Linked DNA regions of Homo sapiens: region 2 is linked to region 1. Evidence: read pairs that join two places in POLR2A ChIA-PET (ENCODE). Cell type or tissue: Caco-2. All regions are shown on one strand. Each heading gives the region's core, and the rest is flanking DNA. Links, peaks and the distances in the headings are about the cores only.

What was found. ChIA-PET counts read pairs that join two places held together with the same protein. Peaks named below come from ENCODE experiments on the same cell type or tissue, not always from the same donor. Only the 100,000 strongest peaks of a DNase experiment are listed, where the experiment ranks them.
Region 2: POLR2A ChIA-PET joins it to region 1 with 5 read pairs; 1 of 35 experiments calls an interaction of 5 or more read pairs at or near these places.

What each region holds. Positions count from the first base shown.
Region 1 is chr20:60,108,755-60,113,724 of GRCh38, forward strand. No RefSeq gene overlaps it. Among named protein-coding and RNA genes, the nearest start is that of MIR646HG, 27 kb to the right of the region's middle. RefSeq lists an enhancer at 2,443-2,982. In Caco-2, for the core only: no CTCF peak of the experiment used is centred there; DNase peaks (open chromatin) are centred at 2,407 and 4,497.
Region 2 is chr20:59,410,083-59,415,052 of GRCh38, forward strand. No RefSeq gene overlaps it. Among named protein-coding and RNA genes, the nearest start is that of EDN3, 110 kb to the left of the region's middle. In Caco-2, for the core only: a CTCF peak has its summit at 2,908; a DNase peak (open chromatin) is centred at 2,969.

The sequences.
Region 1 (4,970 bases), core at 580-4,579:
TTAATTTAGAGTGTATTCCTTCTACTTACTAAAAAAAAAACAATTTAACTGTAAAACAGCCTCAGGCAGGTATTTTGGGGAGGATTTCTAGAAGAAGGCATTGTTCCCATGGGAGATGACAGCTCCAAGCCTGTTTAGCCTCTGATGACCGTCCAGTGGGACAAGGTGTGGGGTGGAAGGCGGTGACATTGATGATCCTGACCCTGTGCAGGCCTAGGCTAATATGTGTGTTTGTGCCTTAGTTTTTAACGAACTAAGAGCGAAAACAAAACCAACCTTGTCTTTTACAGAAGAAAGCTTATAGAATAAGGATGTAAAGAAATTATTTTTATACAGTTAAAATGTGTTTTAAGGTGTTATTACAAAAAGTTAAAAAAATAAAAAGTTTATAAAGTAAAACATTTACAGTAAGCTAATGTTAATTTTTTATTGAAGAAAAAATTTTTTCTTTTTTTGAAAGAGAGTCTCTGTTGCCCAGGCTGGAGTGCAGTGGCACAATCTTGGCTCACTGCAACCTCTGCCTCCTGGGTTCAAGCAATTCTCGTGCCTCAGCTTCCCAAGTAGCTGGGATTACAGGAGTGTGACACCACACCTGGCTGATTTTTGTAGTTTTATTAGAGATGGGGTTTCACTATGTTGGCCAGGCTGGTCTCAAATTCCTAAACTCAAGTGATCTGCCTACCTCTGCCTCCCAAAGTGCTGGGATTACAGGTGTGAGCCACTGTGCCTGGCCTGAAGAAAGAAAAATGAATTTAAATGGATTCAGTAAAACCTAGGTGTACAGTGTTTATAGAGTATACACAGTGAACAGTGATGTCCTGGGCTTTCACATTCACTCACCACTCACTCACTGACTCACCCAGAGCAACTTCCAGTCCTGCAAGCTCCGTTCATAGTAAGTGCCCTATACAGGTGGGCCATTTTCTATCTTTTATACCATATGTTTACTGTACCTTTTCTATGTTTAGATACACAAATACTGTTGTGTTACAGTTGCTTACAGTACTCAGTACAGTCCTGCTGTACAGCACTCAGTATAGTCACAGGCTGTGCAGGTTTACAGCCCAGGAGCAAGGGGCTGCCCACATAGCTCAGGTGCGTAGCAGGCTGTAACCTCCAGGTTCGTTCAGTTCTCTCTATGAGGCTCCCACAGGAGGAAACGGCCTAAGGATGCATTTCTCAGAAGGTATCCCAGTCGTTAGGGGACGTATGACTGTAAAAGAAAAGAACCCAGCTTCAAGAATCAGGAAACTGCATTGATGAGTCTCAACTTGATTCATCTCTTAACAACCACCAGTGTCATGGAGAATTTCCAATAAGAAAATCCCAAGGTTTTGGGAAATGCTCTTTGAAGATTTTTGTAAATTGGTAACAGCTTGGTGTCATGGATTAGACATATTTTCATAGTTTGCTTTCTTTTTTACAAGTAACCCAATTATTTTCGTCTAATTGAGGAACACAGCAGACACTTAATGACATCTAAGTATTTCTGACGTGCTTCTTTCCTTTTCATCCTCATAAATGATCCGATCCATACATTTTGGAGAAAATTATGAGGTTGGTGCCAAAGTAATTACGGTTTTGGCCATTATGTTCAATGACAACAACCACAATTACTTTTGCACCAACCTAAGTATATTATGGCTCACATTCCAAAAAAGTGATTAACATTTAATTTAGTTATCAATACATGAATACACTCTTTTGTAAAAAAAAAAAAAAAAAGGAAATGGAAGCATTCCAGATAAAGGCAAAGTCCTTTTGGATCAAACGTCTCCCCGCTCCTGTTCTCTGTGATCCCTTCTCAGGCCTCACCCCTTCTGAGGTGACCATCTCCATCAGTTCTTTGTCTCCTTCCGGAATGTTTCCATGTGTTTGTATTATAGATATAGCTAGCTAGCTAGATTCCCACAGAATATCTATCAAGTGGTTTTGTTTTGACCTAAAAGGCCTCATCGTTGGCCCTCTCTTTCCCCCCTTCAACATAGCTTTGTGAATTTTCCGGTAATTCCGTGCAGACCTGCAGGAGAGTTTGTGCTGTGGAAATATTGCTCATTTTATACAGCCTCGATGGGTCTCTAGGTTGATTTATGGTTTTCACAAGAAGTGCTGTGATGAACAGCCTTGTGTGTGCCCGTGGGGGCAAGGTACCACCCTCTGCCTCAGTGAGGGTGCTGAGGAGGGGTAGAGGCCAGAGGGCATCCCTGTGAGGCCGACTGTGACAGGGTTTATGGGGCTGTTCTCAGGGTCACACTGCCAGGGAAGTGGAGGCAGTGAGGTTGGGCGAAGGAAGGCCTCAGCTGCCCCCAGGGTTGGGGTTGTGTCGTGGAGCAGGGACGGCTGCCCGGAGCTGTTCTGAGCTGGGGCCACAGGGTAGGGTGCCTGCACCCCCACATGTGTCAGTCATTGGATGTGGGTTGCCCTGGGGAGGGGGCATGACCTTGACGATCTTGAGCAGTCCCGGGGATGGGCTGGTAGGGGTGTGTGATAGGAACCTGGCTATGGCTGTCGGTCATGAGCACCGGGCAGCCTGAGGCCCCAGAGGTCTGGTTCTGAGAGAGGAAGTGTGCATAGAGCAGGGCCCGTGAGGTCTGCACATGGAGTGAGCAATGCACAATTGTCTTTAATGGGCCCATGCACTTGAAGAGTGGGCGCTGTCAGGAGATGGATTGCTTGCTTTTAGAGTAAGAAGACAGTGCCAGATAATCCGAGGCAAGCTCTGTGGCATTTGGGATGCATACCTGCATTTTTGGAACCATTTCCAAAAACAACCTTTGTTTGTAGCTGCCTACAGTTGATCTCGTTCTGTGTGTGTATCACCCAGTCAAGGGTCACTTTATGACATTGTTTTTTCCATGCAAATGATTTTTAAGGTAATCCTAGGAAGCTGGACCCTTTTTGCGTGTCCTTGACTAGTGACTCAGAGCCCAGTGGAAACCTCCAAATGGAAATGGCCACCCATTAACACACACTGCACCCTGCTGGGGGCAGCCACATCAGCTAGAAGAACTTGAATTAAATTGGGGTCTGATAACTTATTTTTATGCAATAAATTTTATTAAACATAAATGGAAATCATTAGCTGAAACACTTAATTAAAACTATGGCCAAATTAGATGAATGCTAAGGAACGTTCTCTGAATTTATTGCCCAGTGATCTATAGACTTGCTCAGTAATAGACTCCCAGAAACCTCCTTAATGAAGCTATTAAGTGCATAAATATCATATGTGCCAAATGGCAAAATTTAGCAATGATCTAACCCAATTTACTTGCTAAGTAAATAAGCCCTGTTGAGAGAAGCCACTAATTTATACTGATGACAGTTGTAGGACAAAAACCCCTTACCTGCCTGAAAACAGGCATTTTAAATAAGCAATTTATTGCATCTTGAGGCTGGGCAGCGAGGAGCTTTTCCACTCTTCTTGCTCCATTTCCTGAATTTTCCTTCTTGTGAATGTAGAACACACGCCATGGGCCACAGAGTCACTTTGGCTTTAATCTGCTTTGTGGAGTTTGAAATTCCTTCTCAGGGTCCCCTCTTCTCTGCTTGCAGATTTCGATGAGTTCTTGGCTGACTTCAAACCTGGAACTGCTGTGGTTTTGGAGATCCGGGTGGGCTGCAGCTGAGGCCTTGGACCCAGCCTCCCCACCCACTCCTACCCTTAGGATCTGGCTCATTTGAATGGTCAAAGCTTCATTGCTAAAAGCTGGGCTTCAGACTCTTCATTTAACAGCTGGGCTGGGTAGGTTGGAAGGCAAAGGCCCAGATCGTGGCCGCAGGTGGGCGTTGCAGAAATGGGCTGTCCTTTCCCTTGCTGACCTGTGTTGACCCCATCTCTTGATCTCAGCCTCGCTCCGGCAGCATCAGCAGCAGCACAGTGGCCTTTCCCTCCACCTGGAGTGCCCGTCCCCAAATAACCACACACTGCTCCCTCCCCAGCTGATGCCAGAGTGCAGCCTGCTCACCTCCTCTCATCATGGCGTCCAGCAGGGCCCCCTCTCCTGTCATCTCCCCTCCCTGGCTGGTGCTTGCTTCACAACTCTTGACACCACGTGATGTATTTTTATGTTTTTTTTATTAATTGTCCATCTCCCCTCCTTGAATGTAATGCCAGTGGAGCCAGGGGATGGTGTGGGTAGTTGTTTTGTTCATTTGAATTCCTAGTGCTTCATACAGTGCCTGTTTCCTGGTAGAGGCTCTCTAAATATTTTTTGAATAAATAAGTGAATGAACGAGTGGATGATATGCAGCAGACACTTGGAGTCCCCGCTGTGCACCAGGCACTGTGCTAGGACAAGAACCACACTTGTCCTTAAAATGGTTGCCATCTATTGGGGCTGGAAATGAAGTCAGGGGAAGTTGCACGAAGCAGGTTGATTCTCTGGTGGGGCCGTGCGTGGTGAGGAAGCAGCACAGGGAAGTGTGCCTAACCGGGTGGCAGATGGGGAGGGCTCCTGAGAGAAGTGAGTGCAAGCTGAGCTCATACCCTGGTAGTCTGTGCCTGTGTGTAGCGGGTGATAGCTGTGGGGGAGGCTCAGTCTCTCTGGAGCATCTGCACAGTGAGGACAGACCGCCAAGGAACTCCAGGAACAGGCATGGGGCAGAGGAAGAGAAGCCCTCAGACCCAGTGCAAGGAGAGAGAGTGAGCCAAGGGCACAGTCAACTACGTGACCTGGTGCTCAGCAGGCAAGAAGGAGCAGGAGAAGCATGGCTACTCACTGGAACAAGGAGGCTGTGCTGGGGGCCAGGTAGCCCAGGCCAGACCGCAGTGCAGAGAAGAAAGTATTAAAGGCAGAAGCAGACACAGTGAAGGTGGGGGCTCTCCAGGGTTGGCTGGCAAATTTTTCACATGGTCTAATCCCCACTTGACCCAGTTGAGACCCAGACTGCTCAACTAGACACAGGTCGGCCTGACTTCGAAGTGTGAGTTATGTCACTCTGATAGTGGGTCCTAAAGTGCAGATGTG
Region 2 (4,970 bases), core at 633-4,632, 700 kb before region 1:
AAAATTTAAAAAAAGAAAGTAGTTTTAAAAGGCAGCTGTTTGAGAGGCAATGAGAGTCTCTGTTGAGAGTGAGAAAAAATTGCCAAGAAATTCATGTTGGCTCAGCAAGTAAACTACCCCTGAAGAAGCTGATTAATGTTTAATTTCCACCCACCCCAGTGTTCGGGCTCTGGGGACTGAAGGAGGCCACCCGAGATAAGCATGCAGGGCCCCCTCATGAGAGACACACCATCTCCAGCTGTCACTCTATTACCCCATTTCATGGATTCACTTTGAAATTACGATGGGAAGTTGATGCCTCGAAGTGTCTGCCTTTTGGACACCAACTTCCTCTTGTGTCTGGAGCCATCAGGTACACATTCACTGTTGCCCGGATCAAGGGCCTCTCCTTGGGCCCTGGCCCCAGGGCCAGAGCTGCACCAGCGCTCTCAGCTCCCCCAAGCCCCCTACGCCCACCTTCCACCGCATGGGAACACAGCCAGCATTGCCAGATCTTTTGACTTTTCCAGAGAAGCTGCAGATGACAAATTGTAGCTCCATCTGGGGCTTCATAATTCAACTCCTAAGTTGCATTGCCAAAGGGTGGCAAATGCCACGGCCCTCTTCTGGAAGGGCCCACGTCTTTGCCCACAGACAGTATTTACCAAACATGCCGACGTAGCCTCCTAAGCAGATGTGAGGGCCGTCTGGCCCAGCCAGGTGTCTTCTCCCACCCTCTCCTCCCTTGCCGGCCTCCTCCTTCCCGTCCTTGTCGCCAGGCTGTAGCTGGCCTCGGGCCCCATCTCCAGTTGCCATTTCAGACCCTTTCCGTTGAGGGATTTCTGGGCCCGTTGAGGTATTTCTAGGCCCCGTTGCCTCCAACATTTCTTCTTCCAAGGCCATGTAGAGAATGGCTTGGTGTTTCTAATTAGGGGAGCATTTTGTTCCTGGGTTTTTGTTATTGCAGAAGGAATTTCCATTGCACTTAGAATGGCAGAGACTTTGCACAGTGTCATTGTGTGCCCTCGGGCGGAAGCCGGGCCTTGTTAAGGAGACGCCAGTGTTTCTGCAGTGCCATCACCAGGCCCAGAACAAGGGCGTCCTCAGCTTCCCAGAAGAGGCCAGTAAGTGTCAGGAAAGAACGTCCCTCCCCCTGAATGTGAACTAGCCGGAGAGAGAACAGGGCCGGTGGCGCACAGCCCCTGGCAGATCATCCGAAACCTGACGTCTGCTGAGGGGGAACAACTTTGCCCTGGGCACCTGGGAAAAATGAGAGCATAGCCTGCCACCTGGCACTGTGACCGTCAGACACGGTGGACACCGAGCAAAAATAAGGGTCCCGGGAACAGCTGGGGCTGTGCAACTCCACCACCATCTGGAAGTAGCGAGCCATGGGCCCTGCGGAGTGGGAGGAGCAGCAGGGAGCTTTCGAGTCTCGTCCATCTTCTGAGCGAGGCCTCCTTTGCACTTCAATTCTGAGAACATTTTCTAAAAGCACCTCCCGTGCGAGGTACTGTTGTGAGGGTTTTGCGTGTATTCACCTATGGAATCCCCGTGAACACCTTTCCAGGTAGGGCAGGGGTGTCTGACGATGTCTAGAGACATCTTTGGTTGTCACAGCTGGAGGGAGTTGCTGGCCTCTGGGGACAGAGGTTGAGGATCCCTGAGGCAGATATTGGTATCATTAGCCCCATTTTACAGATGGAAAGACTGACAGAGAGAGATTCAGGGCCCCACTTAGGGGCACCCGGGACTCTCTGTGCAGGAACCTCTGCTTCTCCGTGGCCCACTGTGTGCCCCACTGACCTGGGTGCATCCCTGCCAGCCCCCACACTCATCTCTCCACCTGGGCAGAGACCATCCTGTTGAATGCTCGAGAGATCCCTTGTAAGAAGGCTGCATGCACAGCACACGGTGTTGGGACCTCTTGGTTCCCCGAATTAAATGATTTGGGAGAACTTTCCAAAGCAGCAGTCAGAGAAAACCCCACCCTACCGATTCGGTGTCGGGGGAGCACGGGCCAAACTCAATAGAGGCTTTTTGTCTAAACCTCACACTCTTGGATCATAAAAAGAACATCTGCATTTTCATATATTTTAACGTTTAATAATCCAAGAAGTGTGAATAATAAACACTTGGATAGGGCCGATTTCTTCCCTTCTCCCACCAGACAGGACTCGGTCAGAAGCTTCCAGATGCTGGAGCTCTCATGACCGTGCCAGGGACCTCTTTCAAGAAGGAGGAATGGCACCGAGGAGCCCAGCAGGGCGTCTAGCTGCTTCGCAGAGTAAGGCACAGATGGCAAAATTTCATGCCAGGTTACCAAGGGTGCTGTAGGTTTCATAATTGCAAGAGTCTGTTTTTTTTCCCTTGATCCTGCTATGTTGGGCAGTGACCACCATCTGTTAAATACCTTGCAAAAAGCCTTCTCAACAGCTGGGCCATTCTGTACATTTCATCTCTGCCTGGAAGGAGGAGGGAGAAACAGCCTCATCAGTAAACACCAGCAAGCCACCAGCTGCTACCACCGTGTCCTGCAAGAGTCCGACCCCAAATTCCTCTCCCTGGAGCCCCTCCTTCCTGAAGCCCCTTTCAGAGGGATAGAATGTTTTCTTTACCAGTTAGCACTCAGGAGTAAAGTGCCTGGGAACACAAATGAAAGGGTTACTCTCTTTGCAGCATTTTGCTGACTTGCTAAGGTGCATGAAGATAGACCCCACTCATTTTTAAACAAAAGGGAGAAATGGACTCCTCTCATACAGGCAAGATCTGGGGCCACAATCCTGTTTTCAGCACTTGGCTTACACCCTAAACTGTGATAAACAGTTCTTTTGTCCTCAAAATTCAGATGAGATTGAATCTCTTCCTGCAACGCAGTTCACCTGCAGCCTGGGAAAGTGTTCTAGTGCCATCTTGAGCTGCTTTGTGGAAGGGACCCGAATGATCCAGAAACTGCTGGACCTTGTTTGCAAGGCTGTCACCCAAGGCATCAAGCTGCTGTCTGTCTCCAGGTTTCCAGACCCTTGGCATCTACTCCCCTTTGAATTCTCAGGTGACCTTATTGACCCCACATCAAGTGGGAATGCGCTGAGACCTTTGGAGGTGGCCGTTTGAGAGAAGCCAGCCACGCTCACCTCCCTCCTCCCACCCTCCCTGAGGCCCTGGAGGCACGACTCACTCTAGCAAAGGAGGTAGCCCCTGATGGGAGCAGGCAGAATTAACTCAGGGGTCAGCCCTGGCCCTGCCCTCTTTGAGCTCTTCAAACATCATTTAACAGCAATTAGGTAATTGGGGAAGGTAGATTTCCTGAGAATTAGTCCAGGATTGGGGTTAAGAGGCCTTGTATGTGGAATAGAAGGGAAATGGCCAGGCAGAGACTTCTTGTGAACAAAAGCTGTCCCTTCTACTCTGTTTTCCTTCCAGCTAATCAGCCACCCACACTCCATCTCCAAGTCACTGCCTGGGAGCTTTCAGCATCTTGTATGGGCCTCACATTGTCCAGGCCCAGGTGCCCCACTCAGCAGGGCTCCAGTTTCAGCAGCCCCAGGCAGAGTTCTGTCTAATTTATGCAATTCCGTTTAACACGGCAGAACCCAGGGCGAGTGGGGCCTCTGCAGCCTGTCCTTGGCCAGCTCCCACACCTGCAGTGCCTCAGTGCGCCCAGGGTACCCCGAGTCCCTTATAGAGGCTGGCACATCCTCATTGCATGCCACTCTCTGCCCTTGCCCCACACATGGGAAACCAGGGTGTTTTCCGGATGCTGCTGTAAGATAATGCCAAGAGACTCCTCTCAAAGCTTTCCTCGAAGGAGCAGGGTGATCTGTGTCTTGGGTAAAAGTAAGCATATTCTGTGGTGCTCTGATTAGGGTAGGATTAAAGTTTTTATTTTGTTTATTTTACATGGCATTTATTAAACATTGCTTTATAATGAAGAATAATACTCATATGGCACTGGTTCACAACCAAGGGAGGTGGTTTGCCCTCCAGAAAACACGTGGCAACATCGGGAGACATTTTTGGTTGTCACAATTGGGTGGGAAGTTGGGTGCTCCTGGCATCTAGTGGATATAGGCCCAGGACGCTGCTAAACACCGTCCAATGCATGGGACAGCCCCCTACAACAGAGTCACCTGGCCTGTAGGGCCAGTAGCGCTGAAGTCAAGATCTGACCTGACATGCAGCAAATTGTGAGAATCTTAAGTGTGTATGTCAGTGTGTTTTTACATATAGATACTCTGGGTTAGTTTCCTAATGCTGCTGTTAAAAATTACAAACTTAGTGGCTTGAAGCAACACAAATGTATTTGTTGTTAGTTCTGGCGTCAGAAGTCTTAAAATCAAGGTGTCAGCAGGAGTGCATGCCTGCAGAGGCTTTAGGGATGAATCTGTTTCCCTGCCTTTTCCAGGATCCAGGGGCCACCTGCATTCCTTGGCTCATGGTCCCATCCTCCATCTTCCAAGCCAGCAGTGTAGCATCCTTAAATGCTCCTCTCTCTCTGATCCTCCTGTGTCCATCTTATAAGGCTCCTTGTGATGACATTGGGCCCACCCGGATAATCCAGGAGGATCTCCCCATATCAAGATCCTTAACCTAATCACATCTGAAAAGTCCCTGTTGTCATGTAAGGTGACATGCCTACAGGTTCAGGGTTTAGATTTAAGACATGGACATCTTTGGGGCTGTTATTCAGCCCTCCACATAGACTCCAATCAAAGTGAACAGTACGTCTGTGATCCAGAGGCTCCTGTGTGCCTCCTTTCCACCAGAACCTCCCCAGCACCATTCTGACCTGTATCACCATAGAACACTTTGCCTGTTCTTAGGGTGAATGATTTTTAAAAACAAATCTCTCTTTATTAAAGCCTACATTTGAAACATTAATACAATTATGAAGAGATCCCACCATTGGATCGCTAGAAAGCTACAGAGAAATTCTTAAGCTGAACATTCAAACCCAGGTTAGAAACAACCAGAACTTAATTAGAGTGAGA